Regions from separate parts of the Homo sapiens genome. Here region 1 is linked to region 2. A link is an interaction called in ENCODE POLR2A ChIA-PET data of the cell type or tissue named here. Cell type or tissue: CD4-positive, alpha-beta T cell. All regions are shown on one strand.

The links. ChIA-PET counts read pairs that join two places held together with the same protein. Peaks named below come from ENCODE experiments on the same cell type or tissue, not always from the same donor. Only the 100,000 strongest peaks of a DNase experiment are listed, where the experiment ranks them.
Region 1: POLR2A ChIA-PET joins it to region 2 with 10 read pairs; 5 of 35 experiments call an interaction of 5 or more read pairs at or near these places.

Annotation. Positions count from the first base shown.
Region 1 is chr2:100,577,041-100,585,040 of GRCh38, reverse strand. It overlaps the pseudogene LOC124906187. Among named protein-coding and RNA genes, the nearest start is that of PDCL3, 18 kb to the right of the region's middle. In CD4-positive, alpha-beta T cell, no CTCF peak of the experiment used is centred here; a DNase peak (open chromatin) is centred at 4,030; H3K4me3 peaks cover 1,024 bases; H3K27ac peaks cover 1,761 bases.
Region 2 is chr2:100,640,400-100,648,399 of GRCh38, reverse strand. It overlaps LOC107985814 (a long non-coding RNA gene), which reads left to right. Exons shown (of 4, transcript XR_001739199.1): 3 at 2,101-2,158; 4 at 6,799-8,000. Among named protein-coding and RNA genes, the nearest start is that of LINC01868, 36 kb to the left of the region's middle. RefSeq lists enhancers at 5,109-5,609, 5,610-6,110. In CD4-positive, alpha-beta T cell, no CTCF peak of the experiment used is centred here; DNase peaks (open chromatin) are centred at 4,169, 4,769 and 7,699; H3K4me3 peaks cover 741 bases.

The DNA of each region.
Region 1 (8,000 bases), 63 kb after region 2:
ACTGGCTCATTTCACTTAGCATCCGTTTTGTGTGTGTGTGTGTGGTTTGATAGCGCATTTCCTTTTGAAGCAGATACCATTGTCCTGATATACCACAGTGTGTTTATACATTCATCTATTGATGAATGTTTTGATTGTTTCCAGTTTTGAGCGATAATGAATAAAGATGCTATAAACATTTGTGTGCAGGTTTTGTGTGAACTTAAGTTTTCAAGTAGTTGGGTAAATACCTAGGAGCATGATTGCTGGATCGTATGGTAAGACTATTAAGAGTGTTATCTATTTATGTTTACTGTGATTACTGTTTTAGATTTCCTTCTAAAATCTTATTTTGGACTTTCTAAGACCTGCTTTTCTGTTTCTTTTTATTCTTCCATCTGGTCTTCTTTTGAATTAACTGAGATTTTTTCCCCCATTACTTTCAAAGTTATACACTCAATTTTTTTTCTTTTACTGTTACCTTGAAAAAAATATTTTTAACATGCATAAGTTTGCCAAACTCTTGAATACTTTGTAAAGGTCTAAGAATGCTTGAACTCCAGTTTATCCTCCTTCAGCTTGTGTACTCTTTTGTCCTGTTTTTTAGTTGTATTTTGTTCTTTATGTCCCAAAGAAGACAGACTTTGCATTACTATGTGAAGTCAATGTTCATTAAGATTTCCATTCCCCTTTTTTGGCCAACATGCTTTCTTGAACCTTAGACCTTACATCAGCTCATCATCTTTCTGCACAAAGCAAATTCCCTTTTTTTTTTTGGACGGAACTTCATTCTTGTCTCCCAGGCTGGAGTGCAGTGGCACGATCTCAGCTCACTGCAACCTCCGCCTCCCGGGTTCAAGCGATTCTCCTGCCTCAGCCTTGCAAGTAGCTGGGATTACAGGTGCCCACCACCACATCCGGCTAATTTTTGTACTTTTAGTGGAGATGAGGTTTCACCAGGTTGGCCAGGCTGCTCTTGGGAACTCCTGACCTCAGGTGATCTGCCCACCTCGGCCTCCCAAAGTGCTGAGATTACAGGTGTGAGCCACCACTCTTGGCAGCAAATTCCTTAACTTTCCTTTAGTGAGTGTCCATTGGTGACAAACACATCTATTCTATGTCTGAAATGTCTATTTCACCTAGTTCATTCTAGTTCATCCCTACAATACAGCTTCACTGGCTATAAACAACTTTGGGTTAAGAGCTGCTTTTTCCCTTAAGCCATTGATGACACTATTCCACTGTCTTCTGGCTTTCCTTCCTGCTGTTGGGAAGTCAGTAAGCCTCATCGTTACTATCTCATAGGTGGTCTGACTTTTGTCACTGCCTGATATCCTGCAGCTTCAATATATATGGAGGTATGGATTTATTTTATTTAACTCACTTGGGATGTGTGTAAGTTTCCAAATCTGTGAATTGGTGGCTTGCATCAATTCTGGAAAATGTCTTTATCTTTTCAAATACTTTCTACTTCCAGTTCTCTCCTAAAGTTTATCTGAGACATGCAAGAAAACCTCAGTCTTCCACATCTTTTTTCTTAGCAAATTAACACAAGACCACATTTTTTTTTTTTTTTGAGATGGAATCTCGTTCCGTGCCCAGGCTGGAGTGCAGTGGCGTGACTATCTCAGCTCACTGCAACCTCCACCTTCCAGGTTCAAGTGATTCTCCTGCCTCAGCCTCCAGAGTAGCTGGGACTACAGGTGTGCACCACACCTGGCTAATTTTTGTATTTTTAGTAGAGACAGGCTTTCACCATGTTGGCCAGGCTGGTCTCAAACTCCTGACTTCAAGTGATCTGCCTGCCTCAGCCTCTCAAAGTGCTGGGATTACAGGCGTGAGCCACCACACCCAGCCAGGATCACAGATTTTAAATGTAACATTTAAAATTTGTCCCACCCATTTGACCCTGTGCTTCGGGGGAATTGGCTCTGCTTTCTAGTTCATTAATTCGCTGTTCTGTTAGTTATTTTTTTAAGGAATTCATTTTTATCTAAGGTACTCTTTTTTTTTACACTTTTATATAACATAAAAAACTTTTTTATACGTTTTTACACTTTTATATAACATATAAAAAACATTCATCGTATATTTTATGTCTGAAAATTCCTCTCTCCTGTCTTTGCAGGTCTGGCTGTGCTGTCTGTTTTCTGCTGGCTTTCATTCAGGATGCCTTATCTGTGGCATCCTGTGATTTTGTGGGTTTGTGATATTTTTACTAGAAGCTCATGTTCTTGGAGCTTCTAGGAGAGAGTTTGAGGCTAAATCAAAGGTGTGTTCTAGCATAGATACGCAGTTGCTTTGGCTATGAGCTCAGAGGTACTACCAGCTTAGGGCATCTTTTTCTTTTTTTTTTTTTTTTGAGACGGAGTCTCGGCTCACTGCAAGCTCCGCCTCCCGGGTTCACGCCATTCTCCTACCTCAGCCTCCGGAGCAGTTGGGACCACAGGCGCCCGCCACCACGCCTGGCTAATTTTTTGTATTTTTAGTAGAGACAGGGTTTCACCATGTTAACCGGGATGGTCTCCATCTCCTGACCTCGTGATCCACCCGCCTTGGCCTCCCAAAGTGCTGGGATTACAGGCGTGAGCCACCGCACCCGGCCTTTTTTTGGGGGGAGGGGGGACAGAGTTTTGCTCTTGCTGCCCAAGATGGAGTACAATGGCGCAATCTCAGCTCACTGCAACCTCTGCCTCCCAGGTTCAAGTGATTCTCCTGCCTCAGCCTCCCAAGTAGCTGGGATTACAGGTGCCCGCCACCACGCCCAGCTAATTTTTTGTATTTTTTAGTAGCAACGGGGTTTCACCGTGTTAGCCAGGATGGTCTTGATCTCCTGACCTTGTGATCCGTCCGCCTCAGCCTCCCGAAGTGCTGGGATTACAGGCGTGAGCTACTGTGCCCGGCTGGGGCTTTATCTGTGGAGAGCATTTGAGGCTAAATCAAAGGTGTGCTCTAGCATAGATATGCAGTTGCTTTGGCCGTGAACTAAGAGGTACTACCAGCTTAGGATGTCTTTCTTTCTTTCTCTTTTTTTTTTTTTTTTTTTTTTTTTTTTAGACAGAGTTTTGCTCTTGTTGCCCAGGCTGGACTGCAACCTCTGCCTCCCAGGTTCAAGTGATTCTCCTGCTTCAGCCTCCCAAGTAGCTGGGATTACAGGCGCCCACCACCACGCCCAGCTAATTTTATATTTTTAGTAGAGACAGGTTTTCACCATGTTGGCCAGGCTGTTCTGGAACTCCTGACCTCAGATGATCCACCCTCCTCGGCCTCCCAAAGTGCTAGGATTACAGGCATGAACCACCGCGCCCAGCCTAGGGCCTCTTTGAGAACCTGGTTTGAGAGGATTTTAGACCTGATGTAGCATGAGAATTAGAACTACAAACCTGCATGAGGGAAGGCTTGTAGTTGGCATCTCAGAGACAACTATGTTCTCTTCCAGCTAGTGCCAGTTTCCCCTAACACTGAATGCAATCTTTTGGGATTCCAGCTGTTTGCACAGAGACTTCCTAATCAGACCCCCAACTTAGGCACTCCCCACGCTAATCCCCTGTCACCTGGGCCCCACAAGTCCATCCTAATAGAAGCACAGCATCACTAAGATTTGGTTTGTATCCCTAGGGAGAAAAGTTGAATGCCCCCTTACCTTCCTGAAGTTCTGCTTTCACTTTGTGTTTGGCCTCTCAGAATGTTTTCCTTTCTTACCAACTCAGTGAAACAGTTAAGAACATAACATTTAAAAATAAGTTTTCTCCAACAGCTTGAGTCATCATCAGGTGGGTTTTTTAGTGTTCCTCAAGTGCTGGAAATGGAAGTCCAAAAGCCGGGCCCATGAAGTTACTGAAAGGCAATGGTGACAGCTAGAGGCAGGGAATACAGAGTACTCTTGTGTTATGTCAAGTAATTCAGCATCGGGCAGTAGAAAGCTAGAATGAATGTTTTGTTTGAGGTTTTCTTTGACGGGTGGTTTTATCAGGAAATGCATCAGCTGCTACTAACAGAGACCAAGACGGAAGTTACGTCTTTCCTAATGACAGAAGTCCAGAGAGGACAGTCAAGGGCTGGGATATAGTGGCTCCACAGCATCTTTGGGAATATTGTCCTTACTGCTTTGCCTCTATGTATAAATACCTCACGGCCCACGCAGGCTGCAGTCGCATGCACACTTCCGTCAGAAAGTAGAAGGAAGGGGGTTAAGCCCACAAAGGGCACATGACAGTTGTCTGTTCCTCCTAGTAGCAGCTTGCCCAGAACTGAACTCCCAGCCAACCACCCACAGCTCAAGAGAGGCCGGGGTTTACTCTTCCAGCGGGTCCCATTGCCACTGGAGTAGAGGGGGAGAATCCTGGATACTGGTGGGCAACCAGCACTCTCTGCCACAGGACCCTAACACTGTTACTACCTGAAGGCCCCATGTCCAGGGAGAAGCGGAAATCAAGACGGATGATTACTGAAGCAAAGAATGGGGTAGAGAATGTGGTCAAAAGCAGAGAGGGAGGGAGGGGACTTGGAAACAGGCACATCTTCACTTGAGACTGACAGCCACCTGTCTCTAAGGTTATATCTGTGAGTAATAGCTGGTTTCTGTAAGCAGGACAAAAGCACTTTCTTTTTTTTTTTTTGGAGACAAAATTTCACTCTTGTTGCCCAGGCTGGAGTGCAGTGGCGCAATCTTGGCTCGCTGCAATCTCCACCTCCCAGGTTCAAGCACTTCTCCTGCCTCAGCCTCCCAAGTAGCTGGAATTATAGGGCGCTACCATGCCCAGCTAATTTTTGTATTTAGTAGAGATGGGGTTTCACCATGTTGGTCAGGCTGGCCTGGAACTCCTGACCTCAGGTGATCCACCCACCTCGGCCTCCCAAGGTGCTGGGATTACAGGTGTGAGTCACTGTACCCGGCCCCTTTCATGGGAGCATGTTTCTCACGCAGGCGCTGCAGTCACAACACTTGTTGCCTGCCATACCTGAAAGGTAGTTGGTCAAGATTTGGGATTATAGGCTGGGCGCGGTGGCTCACACCTGTAGTCCCAGCACTTTGGGAGGCCGAGACTGGTGGATCACGAGGTCAGGAGATCAAGACCATCCTGGCTAACACGGTGAAACCCCATCTCTACTAAAAATACAACAACAACAAAAAAATTAGTGGGGCGTGGTGGAGGGCGCCTGTAGTCCCAGCTACTCGGAAGGCTGAGGCAGGAGAATGGTGTGAACCCAGGAGGCGGAGTTTGCAGTGAGCCAAGATCACGCCACTGCACTCCAGCCTGGGCAACAGAGCAAGACTCCGTCTCAAAAAAAAAAAAATATATATATATATATATATATATATTTGGGATTATATAAGAAGGTTGAGTTTAAAGCTGGAGGTAATAAATGCCAAAAAAAAAAAAAAAAAAACTTTTGGCCCTCCCTGATGACAGAGGGACACCCTTCTAAATTGCCCTTCCATCTCTCTCATAGATGCCTTTCATAGCCAGCAGAACTGTTTTTTTTTTTTGTTGTTTTTTTTTTTTTTGAGACAGAGTCTCACTCTGGCACCTAGGCTGGAGTGTGCAGTGGTGTGCTTGGCTCACTGCAACCTCCACCTCCCGGGTTTAAGTGATTCTCCTGCCTCAGCCTCCCAAGTAGCTGGGATTACAGGCGTTGTGCCACCATGCCCTGCTAATTTTTTGTATTTTTAGTAGAGTTGGGGTTTCACCATGTTGGCCAGGCTGGTCTCAAACTCCTATCCTCAGGTGATCTGCCCCTCTTGGCCCCCCAAAGTGCTGGGATTACAGGCATCAGCCACCTCGCCCAGCCCAGCGCAACTTTCTGAAGTCCTTCTGAACCACCAGGAAGCGGCTCAGCTGTAGGTCTCTGCAGAAGCAATGACTCAGGGCGTGAGAAGGTGAAGTTAGGTGTGCAATGAAGGAGGTGTATGTCATCTATCCACATCCTTTCTCTCCTCCACAAAAGAAGGAAGTATTTGATTATACAATCCTATCAATTTCACTATTCCCAATCATTTATTATCCCAATTTTCTGGAACCATTTCCCACCAATCACTTAAGAAAGGGCTACCCCAGCCGGGCACAGTGGCTCACAACTGTAATCCCAGCACTTTGGAAGGCTGAGGCGGGTGGATCGCTTGAGCCCAGGAGTTTGAGACCAGGCAGGCAACATGGTGAAACTCTGTCTCAACATAAAATACAAAAAAAAAAAAAAAAAAAAAATTAGCCTGGTATGGTGGTGCTCACCTGTAGTCCCAGCTACTCAGGAGGATGAGGTGGGAGAATCGCTTGAACTTGGGAAGTTGAGGCTGCAGTGAGATGAGATCATGCCACTGCATTCCAGCCTGGGCAACTGGAGACCCTGTCTCAAAAAAAAAAAAAAAAAAGTGGGGGCGGGGGGGTGGCTACCTAGCACCGGCTTAACCTTTCCCCACAACCCTTCCCTCCAAGCACAGAAGACAGCTTCCAGGTGTCCTTGTGTCCCCCACTGGTCACTGCTGTGTTCCTGCTGTGGAACTGGGGGAACTCAGTGCTTAAGCACCAAGTCTTACACCTCTGTCGTATCACTAATGTGCCAAAGGAATTAGAAAGAAGATAATAGTATTACAGGGAAGTCTCCGAGAATTAATCAGGGCTCATTTGCCAATGCCACAGGCACCTGAGCTTTTGCTGTGCTCGAACTAAATGCCTTCATCTGGTGTGCAGACAAAATTATGAGGTGCAGTTTTCACACTTTGATTGAAGTGGCACAGCTAATAATTTAGAATTAGATCCTGTGTGGGCTTCATAGTGGACTCAAGCTCTTATCTGTCACTGTGGACGCTGCCCCCTGTTCATGCACCACCTTTTTTTCTTTGTAAATGTGCACATTAAGGCTCTCAGGCACATGCAGAATTGAACTTTCCACCTTTGCTCTTCCCTCAAGATCTCATGTCAGCTACCAAGACCAAAATCTAAGAAGGTAGCTCTCCTACAAACCCCACGGAACCAGCATCCAAGTAAGAGGACTGACCAAATTTGTTCCAACCCTGCAATTCCATGAAACACTTTCAAAGTACACCACCAGGGAATATGTTATTGGCAGTGCTGGCTCTAGTGTATGTGGGCGGGGTGCAGTGACTCACACCTGTAATCCCAACATTTTGGGAGTCGAAGATGGCAGGATTACTTGAGCCCAGGAGCTCAAGACCAGCCTGGGTAACACAGGGAGACTCCATCTCTATTTAAAAAAAAAAAAAAAAAAAAGGAGGGGGTGGAATCCAAATATCTAAGACAGATACTTCTGATAAAATGGGTCCAAGTTGCTTGTCATTCTTTGAATTAAAGCAAAAATAAATTTTACAACATAATCTAAAAGAAATCCATGCTGATTCTTATTTCAGATTCAAACCAGCACTAAGTAATACATCATTCAACACAAATATCAGAAAATAATATTTCCTAATTGTTCAGTATCAATGTTTGTTAAGTGAGAAATACAGGATCTGGCTCACAAAACATCTTGATACGTTGTTTTTTCATGTCATATGGGTAATGTGCCAACAGCCTAACGATATTTGAGGGGGGCACATCTCACATACGTGATCGTACTTATGAACCACAAAATGAGTTTATTAACAGTTTATTTATGTGTATGCTTATATATTTCCATAAATTTAATGTCTTCTTATAGTAATCAAAATTAGTTAACAGGCCAGGCATGGTAGCTCACACCTGTAATCTCAAAACTTTGTGAAGCCGAGGCGGGTGGATCAGGAGTTTTGAGGTTGGGAGTTCGAGACCAGCCCGGCCAACATGATGAAACTCCGTCTCTGCTAAAAGTACAAAAATTAGATGGGCGTGATGGTGCACGTCTGTAATCCCAGCTCCTCAGGAGGCTGAGGCAGGAGAATTGCTTGAACCCGGGAGGTGGAGGTTGCAGTGAGCTGAGATTGTGCCACTGCACTCCAGCCTCAGCAACACAGAAAAGCTCCATCTCAAAAAAAAAAAAAAATTAGTTAACAGTCTGAGATAAACTATTTTAACAAGAAAACACAT
Region 2 (8,000 bases):
ACGTCCTGCACTTCTCCTCTTCTCCTCTCTGACAGTGCAGCCTAGGGTTTTTATGGACAGAAGATGGGAGACAGGGCAGGCCATGGGTGGTTTTGGAAAATGCAACATTTGAGCAGGAAAACAGGAATGCATGTTCTCACTTTGGGCTGTGGTTCCAGGCTTGAGGGTTGGACCCTCACTGGGGACCCGCCTGCTTCTGCCCAGAATATCCCTGCCTCCTGTCCCTGTAACTATGACTGCTTGCAACCTACTCTTTCTCTTTCCTCTACCTCCTGACCTCTGCTAGTTACAGCCTCTACCTATTCACAGATTCTCCAACTCGTAGTTTCTGAGTATTACTTCTCTCTGATGGAGGTTCAGTTTCTTTTCCCATGACCAACCACTCAGTTGCCTCTCTCTCTTTCATATTCATACTGCCCAAGGAGTGATTCTGCAGAATAGGCACTGGCCATGCTGTCTATCCACTGTCCAATCAGCTGTGGCCATGTGGTCACATGATCATGGTTCCAACATGGCAGCCCACAGTGGGAGGAACTCATGGGAAGAGGACTATGGGAGTAGCAGGCACCCCAAGACTTGTCCTGCCCACATCAGGGGGATGAAAAAGAGGGGGTATGACTCTGCCAATAACAAATTTTCTCTATTTTATAGATTGGTTGCTGGGGGAGGGTCTGGTAAAATGAAATGAGACACTGAGTTCTGTCATAGAACTTTATTTTCAATAATTAGGCTTTATTTTCAAGAATCCTTAGAGTTCCTCCCATGAACCCCAGAGAGCCAAGGGGCACTGTTTGAAAAAAAATAACACTAGGTCAAATCTGACCCCCTAAGCTTGTAGCCAGGCTGCTTTTTTCATTTTTCGCAAGTCAGACACATCTTTGGGGACAGTGGTAAGAACACATGGAAGTGATCCCAAGTCCCCTAGACACTTCAGCATCATCTGGCCAGTGAGGGCAGTATTTGCTGCTCTGACCCTCTAGGCACTGCTAAGTTAAAGATGTACAGGACATATCATGTAGCTGGCTTGTCTCTGAGGTAGTCTTCCAGCTACCTTGATCTTGTCTTGGGAATGTCTGCTGGGTTCTATAACTTAATAGGGTAAGTCATTTTAACAGGTAAACAACAGTGGAGTTTTTTGGTTTTGGGGTTGGGGAATTGGAAGAGAAGGAGAATGTATATACCAAAGACATCTAAGGGGAAAGAATCCAAAAGAAACAAGGGAATATTTATCCACTTAACATTTACGCTAAAAAAAAAAATGTAGTTTTCTTTAAAACACTTAGCTTAACTATCAAAATGGAAATGTGCTCATGAGGTAATTCGCATGAAAGAGGCAATGACTGATGGCTTAAAGATAATATATACTCATGTAGTAAGTGCCACACACTGTTCCAAGTGCTTTATCTATATCAAGTCATTGGTCTCCACAATCTTATGAGGGAGGTATAATTTTGATTCCATTTTACATAAAAGAAAACTGAGGCACAGAACCATTAATTCACTTGCCCAAGGTCTTGCAGCTAGCAAGTGGCAGAGGTGGTGGCATTTAAATCCTGACAGTCTAACTCTCAGAGTTTAGGCTCTGAATTACAATGTTCTCAAAGGAAATTTAAAACTACATGGAATTGAATGAAAATGATAACACAACATATTAAATTGGATGGGATGCAGCCAGTATTTATCCAGCATGCATTATGCCTAAGTGGTTTTAAGTCCATTACCTCTATGAGGCAGGGTCACATGAGCACACCCATGCTCAGAGAGGTCAGGTACTGGTACAAGGTCATTCAGGTAGGAGATGGAAGAGCCAGGATAAGAACACAGGTCTAGTTCCAGAATCTTCCATCTACCCATTAGTTCTCCCTGTGCACAAGTGATAACTTTCAAGGTACATTTGCACGTTGATGGGAGATAATCCATCTACCCAAGAAATAAACGTTGATGGTGGAAATTCTAGAAATAATTTAGCTTGAGGGAGGGCGTCTTCCAAGCATCCCTGAAATTATAGCTCACAATTCGCTGTTTCCTAAGCCAGCTCTGCTAGAAGGTGACAGAATCTGAGCCCTGCTTGAGCAGTTTTCTTTCTCCCTCTTCCGTCAGGCATCCCCTGTGGGAGGAAGGAGGAGCTCAAGGTCAGGAGAGCACTGTTCCCTGGGAGGTAAGTGCAGCACTCAGCCGCATTGACTCCAGCTGGCATCCTTCAGTGCGGGAGGCCTCACCGTCTATCCCTGCAGGGCTTTGTTCCCCGCAGGCCTCTGAATGTGAGATCCACCCTCTTTGGATTTCTGGGGCAATTTTTGCTTTACTTTTTCACCTGACCCTTTGGTTTAAAAACACAATAAGGAGTGGGAATTATTAGCACTGGAGTTAAAGAATGCCGGCTTTTAGGACCTGTTTTTTTCTGGTCAAGCTGAGAGAGGAAATCAAAGCTTCCATTCTTCTCCCTGGAAACAGAACTTACAGAAGTGTGTCTTATTACATCATTGTTGATAAAAAGCAAGTGGGAAATACTTGAAAATGTGAAAAATCACAGAGTAACTGTGTGTGCATTCTACAGTGTAAAATCAATGGATGACATCCTTCCTGAGACTTAAGAAAGTCCAGACCAAGTTAAGAAGAGGGAGTTGGATGGAGATGCCAGGAATTGATGAAACTCTGTGTGCAAAGCACAGCACAGTTAGTGCCAAGAGTAGGAGGTGGTCCTCTCACCTCTAAGGACTTCAGAAGGCTGGTTGGCCTGGGGAATGCCAAATACTCAGTAATGCCTCTGTTTCCTAACTGGCCAAAATGTGAAAAAGTAAATGGGCTCAAATAAATATTAATGAAGTGTCGACCATGTACTACATTGCAAAACGGCCTTTGTGGCCTTTGCAAAATTTATGACAGTAGGAAATCTGATATAGTTGACTTCATCTTGCTTCTGATCTCCAAGCTGTCCTTGGTCATTCCTGGGCATAGGACAAGCTAACTTTGGGAGGAATTGAGTTTATAGTTTACATTTAAAGCAAAGGTGATAATAGCCCTTCCCCAAACTAAACCACCTTTGTAAAACTAATGAAAGGTCACAAGGTTAAGATTATGAGAGAGAGGGGCCTGAATTCTGACAAGACAGGCATAGTTTCTAGAATCCCTTACTGCTCAGGGGTCATGTGGCCAGAGGTCACAAGATTTGTGACTTTTCCAATTGCTCCTATAAATAACATCGCTATTGTAGAACTGAAGATTGGTTTTTGAGATATCTTTCAGACTGACCCCACCAGGACTCATGACTCATGGCTCAACAGGTCTTGTGGCTCCCATGTAGAGGCAGACTCAGTGCACGAGGACCATTTTCCACACCCTTGTGATTTCATCCCCAACCAATCAGCAGCAGCCATTCCCTAGCCCCCTGCCCACCAAATTATCCAAAACACCCTAATATCCAAGCTTTTGGAGAGACTAATTTGAGTAATAACTCCAGTTCTCCCACGTGGGTCAGCCTCACGTCATTTAAACTCTTTCTCTATTGCAATACCGTGGCCTCAGTGAGCTGATTTTGTCTGCGCTGTGGAAAGGAAGAACCAGTCAGGTGACTGCAGTTAGACAAACTGGAAGTTAATCTGTGGGTCTTTCACTGACCAACAATGACTTCATCTCTCTGAGCCTCAGTTTCCTCATTTATAAAATGGTGCTCATAGCAACTGTACCTGAGTGTAACAAGCCCAATGCCTGAACTCTGATACCCCCCAAGGAAACACAAATAGGCAAGTCAGAAATCCTCTTTTATAACAAAGCAGGGAGCGGAATGCACCAGACATCCCCAGCAAGGCTTTCTAAAACTCTCTTCAAAGTTGTATTCCACAGGATACCGGCTCTCTCTCCACTCCCCACCATCCCCCACCACACTCTCAAATATTTTCTTCTTCCTGAGCTCTCCATGCCCTTTGTTCTGTAGATCAACGTGACTTGTAGATCAATGTGTTCTATAGATTAATATTCAGACGTCTCTGGTACTGCACCCTACCCTCTGCAGCACATCAGTGGGGTGGGGTTGAGTTGAGGGTTACACAGAATAATAACTTTTTTTTTTCTGATACACAATCATGCCATAGGTTGACATGATGATTAAAGAAACCACAGATGCAAAAACCACTAACAATAAGCCTAAAATGTGGAGCAAGCTCAGTAAAAGTTCACTTCCTTCCTCCTCCCGCAGACACAAAGATCAAACGTGCAAAGATCAAATGTATCTGAGAGGGTTTGGGAAATGGAGCACACAGTAGGGCCCTATTCTGATGAAAGCGCTGATCTGATGCTGAGATAAGAGGTAGCAAAGTGATGGTCTAACCCCACTTGGGGGTGCGATCAGCTATCCTTACATGGGCCAACTCCCAGGGAGGGATGGGGTCTCCCCTCCTGAAGGGACAGAGGAGAGGAAGGGAGCAGGGGTGGTGGGTGGTCTAATGCTAAACCTATGAAAGGAATGGTGATCTCAGAGGGGGTGGGGTTAAGACACTGATCTGTGGGCCAAAAAAAAAAAAAAAAGATACCTCTAGGAGAGTCAGTTAGCAGGAGCCTATCCTCATTTGTAGTTGGAAAACAGCCTGGTTGGGGCTATTTGGTCTCTTCTAAGTCAACTAAAAACACATTGAGACCAGGCACGGTGGTTCATGCCTGTAATCCCAGCACTTTGGGAAGCCGTGGCAGGAGTACCACTTGAGCACAGGAGTTCAAGACCAGCCTAGGCAACAGTGAGAGCTTCTCTCTCCTCCCACCACCCGCAAAAAAAAAAAAAAAAGAGCTGGGTGTGGTGGTACATGCCTGTGGTTCCAGCTGCTCAGGAGACTGAGAATGCAGTGAGCCAGGATCACACCACTGCACTCCAGCCTGGGTGACAGAGCCAGAACCTCTCTCAAAAAATAAATAAATAAAATAAATAAATAAATAAAATATATTTTTATTGAATGAAAATGATAACACATGCGTGTGTGTATGTGTGTGTGTGTATATATACATATATATATATATATATATATATATATGACTCCTTCCTTTTTTTCTAGTATTTTCCCTAATTACACAACAGAACAAAACAAGAAGGAAAGAAACAAGGTCAAGCTTTCTAGAAGGCCTGGATTTTTTCTCTATGAGGAAAATAAAATCATGCAGCCCCTTAGGGTTTCAGTCAGTGATCCTGTTATGGGCTGAATGTTGTCCCCCAGCAAATTCACATGGTGAAGTCCTAACCCCCAGTACCCACAGATGGTGACGGTATTTGGAGATTGGGTCCTGAAAGAGGTGGTTAAGGTAAAATGGGGTCACAAGGGTGGGCCCTAATATAGTATGGCTGGTCTCCCTATTAGAACATGAAGATGGCCATCTACGAGCCAAGGAGAGGGGCCTCAGAAGAAACCAGTCCTGCTGACACCTTGCTGTTGAACTTCCAGCCTCCAGAATTGTGGGAGAAATAAATGTTGTTTAAGCTGCCCTGCCTGGCACCCTGTCATGGCAGCCCTAGCAAACTAGTCCAGCTGCACTTGTCTGCGTGGAGACCTCTGACCCCAGGGCAAATGTTCCAGCTCGTCTTCCCTCCTTTGCCCTGCTATTTCCCCTACCGGTTGGCTCCTCCTGCCTGCTGGCTCTGCAGTGGTACCAACACCGAAGCAGGGGTCAGCAGGGGTGTGCTCTGGGGACCTGAAGCTGGCCCAGGAGGGTCAGGGATGGGCACAGCAGTGGGGAGAGGACAAAGCTAGAGTCAGTGCAGCCTTGGACCGACCACAGGAGCACTGTGGGCAGGCAGCCGGCAGGGGTAGTCTCGCTCTGTTTGAATGAGACCTGCTGTGTTTGCTGAGCCAGGAGACAGGCCCTGACTTCCCTGAGCTTCCAGGACGTTGAAGCATGGAAAGAGGTCGTTTTCCTTGGCCCAGCTTTGGGAGCCCAGGTCCGCATATGCCTCACAGCCCTCTGGGGGAGGCAGGAGCCCTCAGAGGACTCAGCTCCCTCAGTCAGGAAGAGAACCTGGTGTCTCCCAGAGGTGAGCACAGGTGTGGGAATAAGCAAGTTGAATCTGACTTAGAGGCCTAATATTTACTTTCCATCCCTATTCAAACCCCCCAACCTCCATCCCCCAGGGTGGCACAAGAACCAGGCAGCTTTTGAAGTGGCAGGAAATAGGGGTGAGACCACAGGCCTTCAGGTCCTGGAGTTGCCTCTGAGGAGCTCATCCCCATGCACGGGGTCCTTTCCCCATGCACGGGGTCCTTTACAGGGGGGACTCTGCTGCTTCCAGGCCACAGGGGACCAGGGCCCTCAGATGATGCTGGCAGCCACAAGGGCTGGGGTCAAGACCCCGAAGGACACACAGTGTTTCTCCTCTGAGGGTCTATCCTCATGAGAGCCTCTATCCTATTCTTTTCCAGAACTAGGTGCGCTCTCTCTCTCTCTCTCCTTTGAGAAGCTTAGGGTTCCAGACAAACAAAAGCCAGGGGGGCAGGGTAAAGTCAAGCAAGTTGCCTGCTGAAATATTGGGTATGAGAAATTGGAGCTGAAATGCAATCATTCCGCCACACCTGCTACACACAGCTTTGCTTCCTGGTCCTAGTCATGGGCTGAGGAAGCCTCAGGGTCCAGCTCAATCCCAGCAGGCTTGGAGTTGACCTCAAGGCCACCGAATTGCATCTTCCTCAATGCAGGGACCATGCCTTGCTTATCACCATAGCTACCGTTTATTGAGAGCATTCTCTGTGTGAAGTGGCTTCATATCAGTTATCATTAACCCTCACCATACTGAAGTCAGATGTTATGATCATCTTTTAACAGGCATGGAAATTAAGGCTCAAGAAGGTGACTTGCCCAAGACTTCATAGCCCACAACTGCTGGAGGTGGGATTTGAACTCGTCTGCGAGGTTCGAAATCACCCCAGCCCAGTGCCTGCTCCTGACAGAGACTCAGCAAGTGCAGCTCTGCGTGTTTCCTCCATCACAGAGGCCTGCTTAGGGGAAAAATCTTGCTGAAGAAAAGTGGCCGATGGTTTCGAGAGAAGAGACGCTTATTCATGTAATTCTCAAGAATCCCATCTCCGGCTTAGAAGGACACCTTTTCTGATTTCCCATTCAAAGGGACTGACGTACACTCAGGGGCTGAGGCAGCAGCTGTTTTTGCTGTGCACAGACTGGAGAGCGATGTGTGAGTGAAGTCTGTGGCCACTTCTCTCCTCCCCCGAGCCTTCTGGGGTTTGGGTTTATGACTCCAGAGGCGGAGAAGCGTGTTCCCTTTCTGTGCGGATCCCGTCATTGACAGAGTCTGTTTTAGAAGAGCATTTTTAGATGGCAGCGAACGTTCCAGACCCCAAAGCATTCTCTTTACAGCACCGTCTAGCTTGGGTGGGGATAGGGTGGGTTTGTGAACACGTGTGTGCGTGAGAGTGTGAGTGTGTGCAAGTGTGTGCACGTGTGTGTCAGTCCCTCTGTCTGGCTCCCACTGCTAGCCACCTCTGTCATATCCTGACTATTTCGCCGGGGCATCGTCCAGCCATAGGAATCTTCAGCAAACCTACAGTTCAGACGAACGCCCTCGTTTCTGCCCTGAGAAGAAAGTCCGTTGAGTCTGAGGGCTCCCGAGTCATTCTCTCAAGGCATTCATTCAGTTTTGTTTCCCCTGGTGCTACCCTCTCTGAAGTCGTTATTACTCATTAGGTGTATTGCACATACAGAAAAAGTAGGTCAAGGATTAAAAAAAAAAAGAAAAAACATCTCTGGGAGAAGCACAAGTATTGTGTAAAGCTATTTTGAACTTGCGTGAGATTTTTCAAGGGGGAAATGTTTTGTGCAGAGACGGCTGCTGCCACAGCTGACTTACCAATGAATGCCCGTGTCTGAGCCTTTCATACGCTAACCACGTGACCTTGGAATTCCATTTTGAAATGATAATTGTGCCCAGTGGGGTGAGCAGCCTCTCAATCCAGGTTCTATACAATATAGGTCACCTCGAGGATCCTCAGTAGAACAGGAACAAGAGAATC